Regions from separate parts of the Homo sapiens genome. Here region 1 is linked to region 2. A link is a loop called in an ENCODE intact Hi-C map of the cell type or tissue named here. Cell type or tissue: psoas muscle. All regions are shown on one strand. Links, peaks and the distances in the headings refer to the core of each region. The heading gives the core; the rest is flanking DNA.

Region 1 (5,391 bases), core at 124-5,123, 120 kb before region 2:
ATCCTGACAAAACCTTGATTTTAGTCCAGTGAGACCCATTTCTGCCTTCTGACCCGCTACACTATAAGATAATAAGTGTATGTTATTTCAAGCTACTAAATTTGTGGTAATTTGTTACAGCAGAAATAGGAACTAGTATACTATTGAAGGTCATTAGGTTATTTTCAGTTTGGGGCAATTATAAATAGAGCTTCTAAAAACAATTATGTATAGGTTTTTGTGTGAACATAAAATTTCATTTCTTTTTTTTTTTGAGATGGAGTCTTACTCTGTCGCCTAGGCTGGAGTGCAGTGGCATGATCTTGGCTCACTGCAAGCTCCACCTCCCGGGTTCACGCCATTCTCCTGCCTCAGCCTCCCGAGTAGCTGGGACTACAGGTGCCCACCACCATGCCTGGCTGATTTTTTTTGTATTTTTAATAGAGACGGGGTTTCACCGTGTTAGCTAGGATGGTCTCGATCTCCTGACCCCGTGATCTGCCCACCTCGGCCTCCCAAAGTGCTAGGATTACAGGTGTGAGCCACTGCACCCGGCCAAAATTTCATTTCTTTAGGGAAAACATGGAGGAGTGGGATTGCTAGCTCATATGGTAAACGTATGTTTAATTTTGTAAGAAATTGCTAAGAGTGTTTCCAGGGTGCTGCTATTATTTTACATTCCAGTAAGATATGAGAGTTCTGGTTGCTTTCCAATCCTCATCAAGTAGTATCAGGATTATTTATTTTAGTCAATTAAGTAGTTGTGTAGTAGTTTTAATTTGCATTTCCCTCATGGCTAATGATGTTGAACATCTTTTCATGTTCCTGTCTGCCAACTTTATATCCTCTTTAGAGAAGTATAAGTCCTTTGCCCATTTTAATAATTGGGTTGTTTGTTTTCCTATTGCTGAGTTTTTGAGTGTTCTTTACGTATTCTGAATACAAGTCTTTTGTCAGATATATGAATTTCTTTAGCACTTTTGTCAGTAATCAAATGGCAATTTTTATAAGGGTCTGGTTTCTGGACTTTCTCATAGATGTGTTCCATTGATCTATATTTCTGTCCCTTTGTCAATACCATACTGTGTTGATTACTATAGCTTTCTAGTAAGTTGAAATTGGGTAGTATGAGTCCTCCAACTTTATTCTTCTTTATCAATATATTTTTAGCTATTCTACTTCCTTTTCATTTTCTTTATCATATAAAATTTAAAATCTATTGGTACATATCTACAAAAACATCCTGCTTTTCATCAGTATTATTAAATCTAATGATAATTTTTAGGGAGAATTGACATCTTTACTATATTATCTCTCTCCATTTATTTAGATATTCTTTAAGTTCTTATATTAACATTTTTTAGTTTTCAGCATATAAATACTGTACATGTCTTGTTATAGTTCTATTTTTTTAAGTTATTATAAATGGTATTTTTTTACCTTTTAGTTTCTGGTTGTACATTACATTGTTAACATATAGAAATACACTTGTATTGTGTGTGTTGGCTTTATACACTGCAACCTTGCTAAACTCATTCATTAGTTCTAGGGGCTTTTTGTAGATTTTGTGAGATTTTCTTTTTTTTATTATTATACTTTAAGTTCTAGGGTATATGTGCACAACGTGCAGGTAGCATTAGGAGATTTTGTGAGGTTTTCTACATAGATAATGTTTTCTGTGAATAGAGTTTTACTTCTTTTTAAATAACCTGTGTACCTTTTATTTATTTTCCTTGCCTTATTGCACTGGCTAAGATTTTCAGTACAATGTTGAATAGAAGTGGTGAAAGTGAACATTCTTGCCTTGATCCCAATATTAGAAGAAAAGTATTACATCTTCCACCTTTAGGTGTAATGTTAGTTGTAGGATTTATAAGTGCCTTTTGTCAGGCCGAGGAAGCACCATTGTATTCTTAGTTTGCTGGCATTTTTGTCATGAATGGATGTTATATTTTTTCAAATGTTTTTCTGCATCTGTTGATATGATCAGGTAGCTTTTCTTATTTTATACATTTACTGTGGTAGATTACATTGATTGATTGATTGATTTTCAGATATTGAATCCACCCCTGGCTTCTTGAGATAAATCCCTTTTGGTCTTTGTGTAGTAATCTTATTATATGTTATTGGATCAATTTGCTAATATTTTGTTGAGGATTTTTGTGTCTATATTCACAGGGGATGTTGGTCTGCAGTTCACTCTCTCTTGGTGTCTTTGGTTTTGGTATCAAGGTAATTCTGGCCTTGTAAAGTGAATTGTAAAAGATTGCCTCCTTGTCTATTTTCTGAATGAGATTATGTTGAATTGCTGATATGTTTTTGTAAGATGTTTGCTAGAATTTACCAGTAAAACCATTTGGACACCGAGATTTATTTTTCCAAATGTTCAAAAATATCTTTAAATTATCATACAGTAAAACTGACTTATTTTCTTTTGGAGTACAGTTCTATGAACTTTAAAAATATGTATGAATTTGTTCTTTTTTAGGAATGTTTTAAAATATAAATTCAATTTCTTTAGTATTATAGTTATGGGGCTCTGCAGGTTATCTGTTGTGTTCTGGGTGAGTTTTGGTAGTTTGTGGGTTTTGAGGAATTAGTCCATTCTGCTATTGAGTCTATCCCATGGGGTTTTTATATTGGTTATTACTTATTTTAGTTATATGATTTCCATTTGGTTCTTCTTTGCCATGTACTTGTCACTAGGTTGCCTGGGGACTAGGGTGAGAGAGAATAGAAGGAAAGAAAATAACTGGGGGCTTTACCCTGTTCTCTCTGTGCTTTAGGATATCTCTTTTCTGCTCTTTGTCCCTAAATTAGAGAGATTCTCATGGATCTCTCTCTGTCTGCATCACAGGGCTCACTTTTGTGTTTCAGGCTTCAATGAGTTCAGGCCAGATGATACCAGAGGGGAAAAATGATAAACTCACCACCAGCCAATTTGGTATTATTTTGAATTCTGGTATTCTTTCTTAATATAGCTACAGATATTCACTTTTCAGAGACCTTGGATACCTGTGCCATGCAGTTTATCTAGGTTTTATTGTATCTAGTGGGAGAGAAGGGTTGGCATGTGTTTACACCATCTTACCTGGAACCAGAACTCTGGACATCTGTTTTTGTCACCCAGAATTTTCTTCCTCCTTGCAATGGCCCTTCAACTTTCCCTCGACAAAATCTCTTTTTACCTTTCATCCAGGGTACTTCCAGAAGAGTTGGTCCCACTTATGACTCAGAATGGAGGAAGTATTTCAGGCTGAAAACAATCCACTCAATGCATTTTCTTGAACAAATTGATTTAATAGTGAACATAAGACTCACTTAGAGCCAATGAGAGAGAACAAGATTCTGCTGAAAATTTAGAGCACTATCACTGGTTCTTCACATCTAGATTTAGACCTAGAAACCGTTAGTCCCAGAAGTTACTGGTAGCTATCTTGGGACTATGGAGAAGAGGATTCCCTGAAAGGCAACAACACAGGAAAGGAAGAGCAGAGAAGAGGAAGGAGAGAGAAACCAAATTCTGGTATCATTTAGGCTTTGGATCAAATGCAATCTGAAGCCAGTTAGGTCTCTCCCCAAACTATCCAGTGACTTGTGCCAATATATTCCATTTAACTTACTGCACTGTGAGTTGAGTTTTCTGACCCTTACAATGGAAACATTCCTCCTTTATCAGTTCTGTCATTCTGTATTTCCTCACATATTGAAAAATTATAATTAGTTATAATCTGTATCTTCTCTAAAATATTTTGCCTTTGCCTTTTCCTACGTATCTAGACAATTTTGTTTTTCATCTGTCCATTTAATGTGATGAGATATCGATAAAGCCAGACTTTTCTAGAAACCTCTCTATGATTGAAAATAGGTGTGAGGTATTACCAAATCCCAATAGCTAACAAAAAGACATTTTATCTGATGGCTTCTCCACTGTTCCTGATGAAATGTGAAGAGTTGTTATGAAATGGAAGGTGGGGAGATGTTGAAACAGAGATGAATATATAAAGTTGCAATAAAACCCTGTAAATTTTGATTAAACTATATCCATTTGAGGTAGCCCAGAGACATTTATAACTTTTCTCTCATGAAGAGGTAGGCCTCATGGCATCATAAAGTCTAAGATTCTGCAAAATCTGACTGATATCTCTTATCTATATGTTAGCCTGGAGCCCAAAGGACATTGAACCCTCTTGGGAAGAATGTGGTAACAAAGTGCTCAATATCATGTGATATAATAAAATGGCTCTTGTTTGAAGCCACAAGTTTTGGGGGTAGTTTATTACACAGCAGTAAGTAACTGAAACACAAACTCTATTATGTCTCCAAGAGTTGCTATGCTATGTCATTGCCAGAATCTCTTTACTTTGTGGATCTTTCCAGATTCTAGACTTCTAACTTCTTCCTTCAGCCTATTTTCCACAGTTAATTGACATATTTTATTTTTTAAAAAGTACAATTCACATATATCTTGAAAAAAATGATAGTTACTATAATCTACTTAAAATAGACAATTCAGCTCTTGGGAAAGTGGCCACTGTAGGCTTAGCAGTGGTTGGGATAGGAAAGGCTGCTCTTGGGTTTGCTTATGCAAAGTTTGAAAAGGTGGCTTATTATTTTCTCAGTCAGTATTTGACTGGATCAGGAAATGTCTAATCTTAGAAAGAAATCCTGATGTACTATATTTTAAGGTTGCCTGGTTCTGGAGTCTATAATAACAGAGTCCTGACCTATGGGCCTGATGAACTGCCTCATGAATACCCCACCAGGGATAAATGGCACATACATATATACAAGAAGAATGGGAACTAATTCTCTCAGAAAGAACTTTTTTTTATAAGCCTAAACTAGAGAAAACTGCCCATATAACTCAAGTAATCTCTCTTGGAAACTAGTAAACTAACATAATATTTTGAGAACGCCTAAAATTGCAATAGTTGACCCATAAGTCTTTAGGGGTTTAGGGACCGCTTTGGTCCCCAGGAGTGTCCACAAAGATCTCCTCACAATATGCAGTCTACCTAGACAATGCTTCACCACTGAGGCCCTAGATCTCTACTCCATGTTTCTCCTATTAAAGTATATCTTCTTTGTGTTCCATTCGCTCTCAGCTGGTCTACTAGAACACTTTCCGATGTGTGAACCTCTTCTAAGAATGAACTGTTGACTTTTGAATGTATGAGATTAGACCATACCAGTAGACACAATGCAACTAGTTAGCTCAATTATTGCAGAGTCTCATGATCAGCCTTGATTGAGTGTTTGATAAATCTTAATGATAAGCAGTAGTGTCATGCAAAGACCAACTGAATTCTCAGACTTTTTTGACATCCAGCAAGAAACAAGATATTTGGTAAAATTGTGTAGTTGGAGGAATGTCATGACTCTGATCTTGGCAAGTGTCTGTGACTTATC
Region 2 (5,391 bases), core at 229-5,228:
CATCCTCATTTGGAAAATATGGAGAACAGATTTAATAGAAATAAATCTTCTCCAAAGATGCCCATAACAATGCTTCCTATCCCACATGATTTTCTTCAATTGATCATATTGTTATTCATTAAGTCCTCCCCTTAAATATGAGTAAGCTTGTGACTCAGTTGTAACCAAGAGAATGAAGTGGAAGTGGCACTGCATAACTTCTGAGGCTAGGACATAACAGCTCCCAGACTATCATCACTTGCTGTGGAGTCCTGAGCCCCCACATAAGAAGCCTGAATCTTCTGAGGCTGCCATGTTGGGAGGAAGCCCAAGTCACATGGAGAGGCCACAGGTAAGTAGTCCAGTCAATAGCCCCTACCTGTGGTCCCAGTAGATAGTCAGCATCAATCACCAGATATGTCTGTGAAGATGACTCCAGATTACTTTAGCTCCCACCCATGAAGTCTCCCCCACCCATAGAATCTTCCTAGCGCAGACTCCAGACATCCTCAAGCAAAGCCATTTCTACCGTTTGCTTCATAAATTCCTGGCCCACATAACTCATGAACTTGACAAAACAGTTGTTGTTGGTATGCCACCAAGTCTGGGAATAATTAGCTATGCAGAAATAATAACTGGACCATCAACTCTCCAAGATCTTACTGAATAGAGAATCAGAACTGGTCTAGAATATTCTGCATAGGGTATGAAGAGATTCTGGGGAGACCAGGTTTGCCTTTGAAGGCCCTGGGAGAGGCCCCATTTTCTCACTCTTCACCTCTCCAATTGCCAGAGTTTATAGCCAATACTAGAATAACTGCAAGCTTTTCTCACACCTTCAGTCAAGTCTCAGAGCACCTCCACAAAGCTGGTGCAACTCTACTTTTCACAAGCATTTTTTAGGATCTCTTAGTCCAAATTCTATTTAATCCACAAATTAGCGGCAACTTTCAGTATAGTTGGGCTTCGTCAGTGTTCCATCCTACTCCCTTATAAACACTACCCTTTCATTCACTTCGGATCAAATTCATTCGACAAAATTATTGCACACAAAGTATGTACATCAATTGTGCCAGGCTTTGGGGAACATGAGGAAGGTATACAGAGATTAATCAGCCCTTGATCTAGCTTTTAAAGGAATTTATATTTGAATCAGAGTTAAGGCATAACCAAAAAACTTTGATTCACAGTAGAAAGTGATGTGTGCCATAAAAGAAAGCAGGCAAAGTGCTGAGAGTGCTGTACAGAGAGAAGTACTCCCTGGCGTGGTGTGCCAGCTACTAAGTTATTGCCTCTTAGCTCCAACCCACCCATCCACACTCCACTTGCTAATGCTGAGACTGGGACTCTGCAAACTTCATTTCTGCTTTTCAACTGCTCCCTTGTAGGCTCTGCCAATAGTGGGCACTAGAGACTGACTGCAAGATTGGAAAAGGAAAAAGGGATTTGCTTCCCTGGTTTGCTTTCTGTTCCTGTGAGCATTGCCCTAGCAAGGCTTCTTTGCCTTGGTAGTGACAATTTGACAATGGTAGTTTATTCCTGTAGCAGCAGCTGAATCCAGTTTGCAGTCTCTCCAACATCACAGAACCAGCCTCATTGATACCTCTCAGAGATACCTGCACCAACTTGTGCCCATTCCTCAGAGCTCTGGAGCCCAGCTGACAGGATTCTCCCCTAAGTCTCTACATTTTAATAATTCCAACCTTTTCCCTTTGTTCCCTCAGCCCTAGGGGTGTTAGCTGCCTCCCACATTTGCTATGTTCTTGAAACCTTAGTATTCCCTTTTTACTCTTTCAGTTACCTAGTTAACAATTCTGTATATTAAATTCTCTGTTCAAAATAACTAGTGTGATGTTGGCAAGAATGTGGAGAAATTGGATCCTTTTGCACTGTTGGTGGGAATGTAAAATGGCAGCCACTGTGGAAAACAGTATGATGATTCCTCAAAAAACTAAAAATAGAGTTATCATATGATCTAGCAATTCCACTTCTGGGTGTATAGCCAAAAGAATTGAAAGAGGGGATCTCAAAGAGATATTGATAGCAGCCATATTGATAGCAGCACTATTCACAATAGCCAAGAGGTAGACGCTACCCAAGCATCCATTAATAGACAAATAGATAAACAAAACGTGGTATGTACCTACGGTGGGATATTAATTGGCCTTAAAAAGGGAGGAAATTCTGACAAATGCTACAACATGGATGAAGCTTCAGGACATTATGCTATGAAATAAGCTAGTCACAAAAAGACAAATACTGCATGTTTCCACTTATAGGAATCTAGAATAGTCAAACTCAGAGACAGAAAGTAGAATGGTGGTTTCTAGAGGCTGAGGCATGGGAAAATGGAAGGTTGTTGTTTAATAGGTATATATTTCAGCTTTGCAAGTGAAAAAGTTCTGCAGATTAGTTGTGCAACAATGTGAATAGACTCAATATTACTGAACCATATGCTTAAAATGATTAAAATGGTAAATTTTATGTGTATTTTACCACAATTAAAAGAAAATCTGGCATGAATTCTATCTTTTGAGTGGACCTTGAATAGTGTGGCAATTAAAGAAATTTTAGTATTAGTCTTGGTAAAGGTGGGTGGGGAGGAAGACAATAATGAAATAAACAACTTAGATCTTAGTGGCTTCACAAAATAAAAAGTTAGCTGTCTGATCCTGCCACAGTCAATGTGGCCAGAAGGACAGTTTGCTCCTAGGGTCATTCAGGGACTCAGCTTTGCATGAGCTCACCACCTTCAACACATGGCCTCTAAGGTTACCACAGAAGGAACACTGCCCAGAGGATTTATGGGCTAGGCTGGATATGCAGACATCATATTTGCCAGATTTTCCACTGGCCAGAACTTAGTCACATGACCCAAATTTAGCTGTACAGGAAGTTGGGAAGTTTTCCTGAGAGCTCAGGTGAAAAATAAAATGAGTTGGGTGAGCATACAGCATTGTTACTACAACTTTAATGAAGGAGAGTGGTATTTAGGCTGAGCCTTGAAAAATGAGTCATGTCCTATCTTCATCTCCGTATTTCTTGCCTTTACTGAAGAGCCTAACATAGTTTCCTGATCTAAGCATCTCTTGGATGATGGATGGATGAATCAAAACATGGTTTTCTATAACCACCAAACTACAAAGTGTCTAGAGAAAGAGAACCAGTATATTCTATGTCTAGCAGAACTATTGTCTGGTGTCTTATTTTAGGTCCTGAGAATATATGATAAAGCTGATTGCCACCACTCAGTACAGTTTTCTTTTCTTTTCTTTTTGAGATGGAGTCTCGCTCTGTCGCCCAGGCTGGAGCACGGTGGTGCAATCTCAGCTCACTGCAAGCTCCACCTCCTGGGTTCACGCCATTCTCCTGCCTCAGCCTCCTGAGTAGCTGGGACTACAGGCAACCACCACCACGCCCAGCTAATTTTTTGTATTTTTAGTAGAGACGGGGTTTCACCGTGTTAGCCAGGATGGTCTCAATCTCTTGACCTCGTGATCCACCCGCCTTGGCCTCCCAAAGTGCTGGGATTACAGGCGCGAGCCACTGCGCCCGGCCGATTTTTTTCTTTCAGCATTAGGAACTAGACACAAAGAAGTTGGTGAGTGGCTTGCTTCCACAGTTCAGTGAGAAAATGAATGGCTTTTATGGCTTAGCCTAAATAGCCTAATATCACTTCTATTACTTGTATTGATCAAAGCCAAGAATGATGACCCCAAAATGTGACAGATTCTGGTAGACAATGTTGAGATCACACATGAAGTCCTTTGCTTCTCATATTGATGTGAATCCTTGGTCCCTCCCAGTTTCTGGCACAAGTGCTAGATATGTGGAGAGCAGGTCATGCCTATCTTGAGACACGCCTAAGCTTGACTGACTCATTGAGCCTGTGGAAGATTGCCCATGTATGAAGGCATTTGTCCTTTTCCTTCTTTCTTTCTTTTTTATTGGCTTGTTTGAGGAGATATTAATAAAAATAAAACCAATAAAAGGAAAATGACTGTAATTAATGCTAATAAAGGGTAGAACCAGATTGCTGAGTGCATCTGTTCAATCTGGCTTTTTGAGTAGTTAGCAAGGGGTTTATTACTGGTAAGTGGGAGATAGTGAACCAGGGCTATTTCCTACTTCTAATGCACTTACACATGGATAATAATGGCATAATTTCTGTGCCTAGACTTTGGACAGCTGCCCAGTAGGTTTTCTATGATGATGTAATCAGGTTTACCCCTACTTGGAGTCTGTGTTTTAGTTATCTATTGCCGTGTAACAAACATGCTAAACTTAATGACTTAAACCAGAAACATTTTGTTATGCTAATAGATTCTCTGGGTGCTAAATTCAGAAGGGCATGATGGAATTGCTTGTCTTTTCTCCCTGATGTCTGAGGACTTAGCTAAGATGACTTAAATGGCTCAGGGCTAGAATAATCTGGAAGCTTCTTTACTCTCATGCTTGCTGCTTGGGCTGGAATCACACAAAAGCTGGACTCAACTGAGACTATCAAGTGGAGTACCTATACCTTGACCTGTCATTTTGCTTGGATTTTCTACAGCATGAAATCCAGGTTATGAGAAAGAGGCAGGCCTTCCAAAGACTGAGAAGAAAATGAGTGGCCTTTATGGCTTAGCCTCAGAGGTCACCTAATATGACTGCTATTACTCTACTGGTGTAAACAGTCATAAGCTCACTTGGATCACATTGAGCACAAGGAGAGGAGACGTAGACCCTCAAGATGAGTGGTGTAGCAAAGGATTTCCAGCTGATTTTTTTTTTAAACCACCACACTTAGATTTGCTCATGTTTATGGTAACCAAATTCTCTTGATCCTAACTTCAAAATGTATCCCAAATCCAACCACTTCTCACTACCTCCATTGTCATCACACTGGTCCCAAGATTTTTCCCTCTAATTATCGCAATAACTGTTAACAAGAATCCTTGCTTTCACCTCACCTCCCCCAAAACTATTTTCAACAAAGCTGCAAAAGTGATACTATTTAGTCATTGGTCATATCATGCCATTCTTTGGCTCAAACCCTCAATCACTCCCCATTGTTCTCAGAGGAGAAGAAGAAGTTCTTCTGGTGGTAAACAAGTCTCTGTACAATCCGGCTCCCTGTCACCTCTCTTCCCTCCTTTCCTACTGCTCTCCCCATTGCCCCCTCTCTAATAGCCAAACTGGCCTCTTTGCTGTTCGTAGAACACATTGAGCATCGCCCCACCTCAGGGCCTTTGCATTTGCTGTTCCCTCTGCCTAGAATGCTTTTCTCCCAGATATCTGCGTGGTTTAGTTTACTCCTTCACTTCCTTCAGGAATTGAATTATATGCCACCTCAGTGCGACCTTTGCTCACCTATTTCAAAAGAATGCCTCACCTCACCATAACCCCTAGCATTCACTCCTCTGCTTT

The links. Hi-C counts contacts between places; a loop is a spot of excess contacts. Peaks named below come from ENCODE experiments on the same cell type or tissue, not always from the same donor. Only the 100,000 strongest peaks of a DNase experiment are listed, where the experiment ranks them.
Region 1: a loop joins it to region 2, with 1.8 times the contacts of the local background. A loop is called at or near these places in 1 of 110 quality-filtered maps.

What each region holds. Positions count from the first base shown.
Region 1 is chr3:132,861,796-132,867,186 of GRCh38, forward strand. The region is part of intron 10 of NPHP3-AS1 (NPHP3 antisense RNA 1); the gene reads left to right. Among named protein-coding and RNA genes, the nearest start is that of NPHP3-ACAD11, 140 kb to the left of the region's middle. RefSeq lists an enhancer at 3,730-3,899. In psoas muscle, for the core only: no CTCF peak of the experiment used is centred there; no DNase peak of the experiment used is centred there.
Region 2 is chr3:132,980,556-132,985,946 of GRCh38, forward strand. No RefSeq gene overlaps it. Among named protein-coding and RNA genes, the nearest start is that of TMEM108, 55 kb to the right of the region's middle. In psoas muscle, for the core only: no CTCF peak of the experiment used is centred there; a DNase peak (open chromatin) is centred at 2,736; H3K27ac peaks cover 3,417 bases.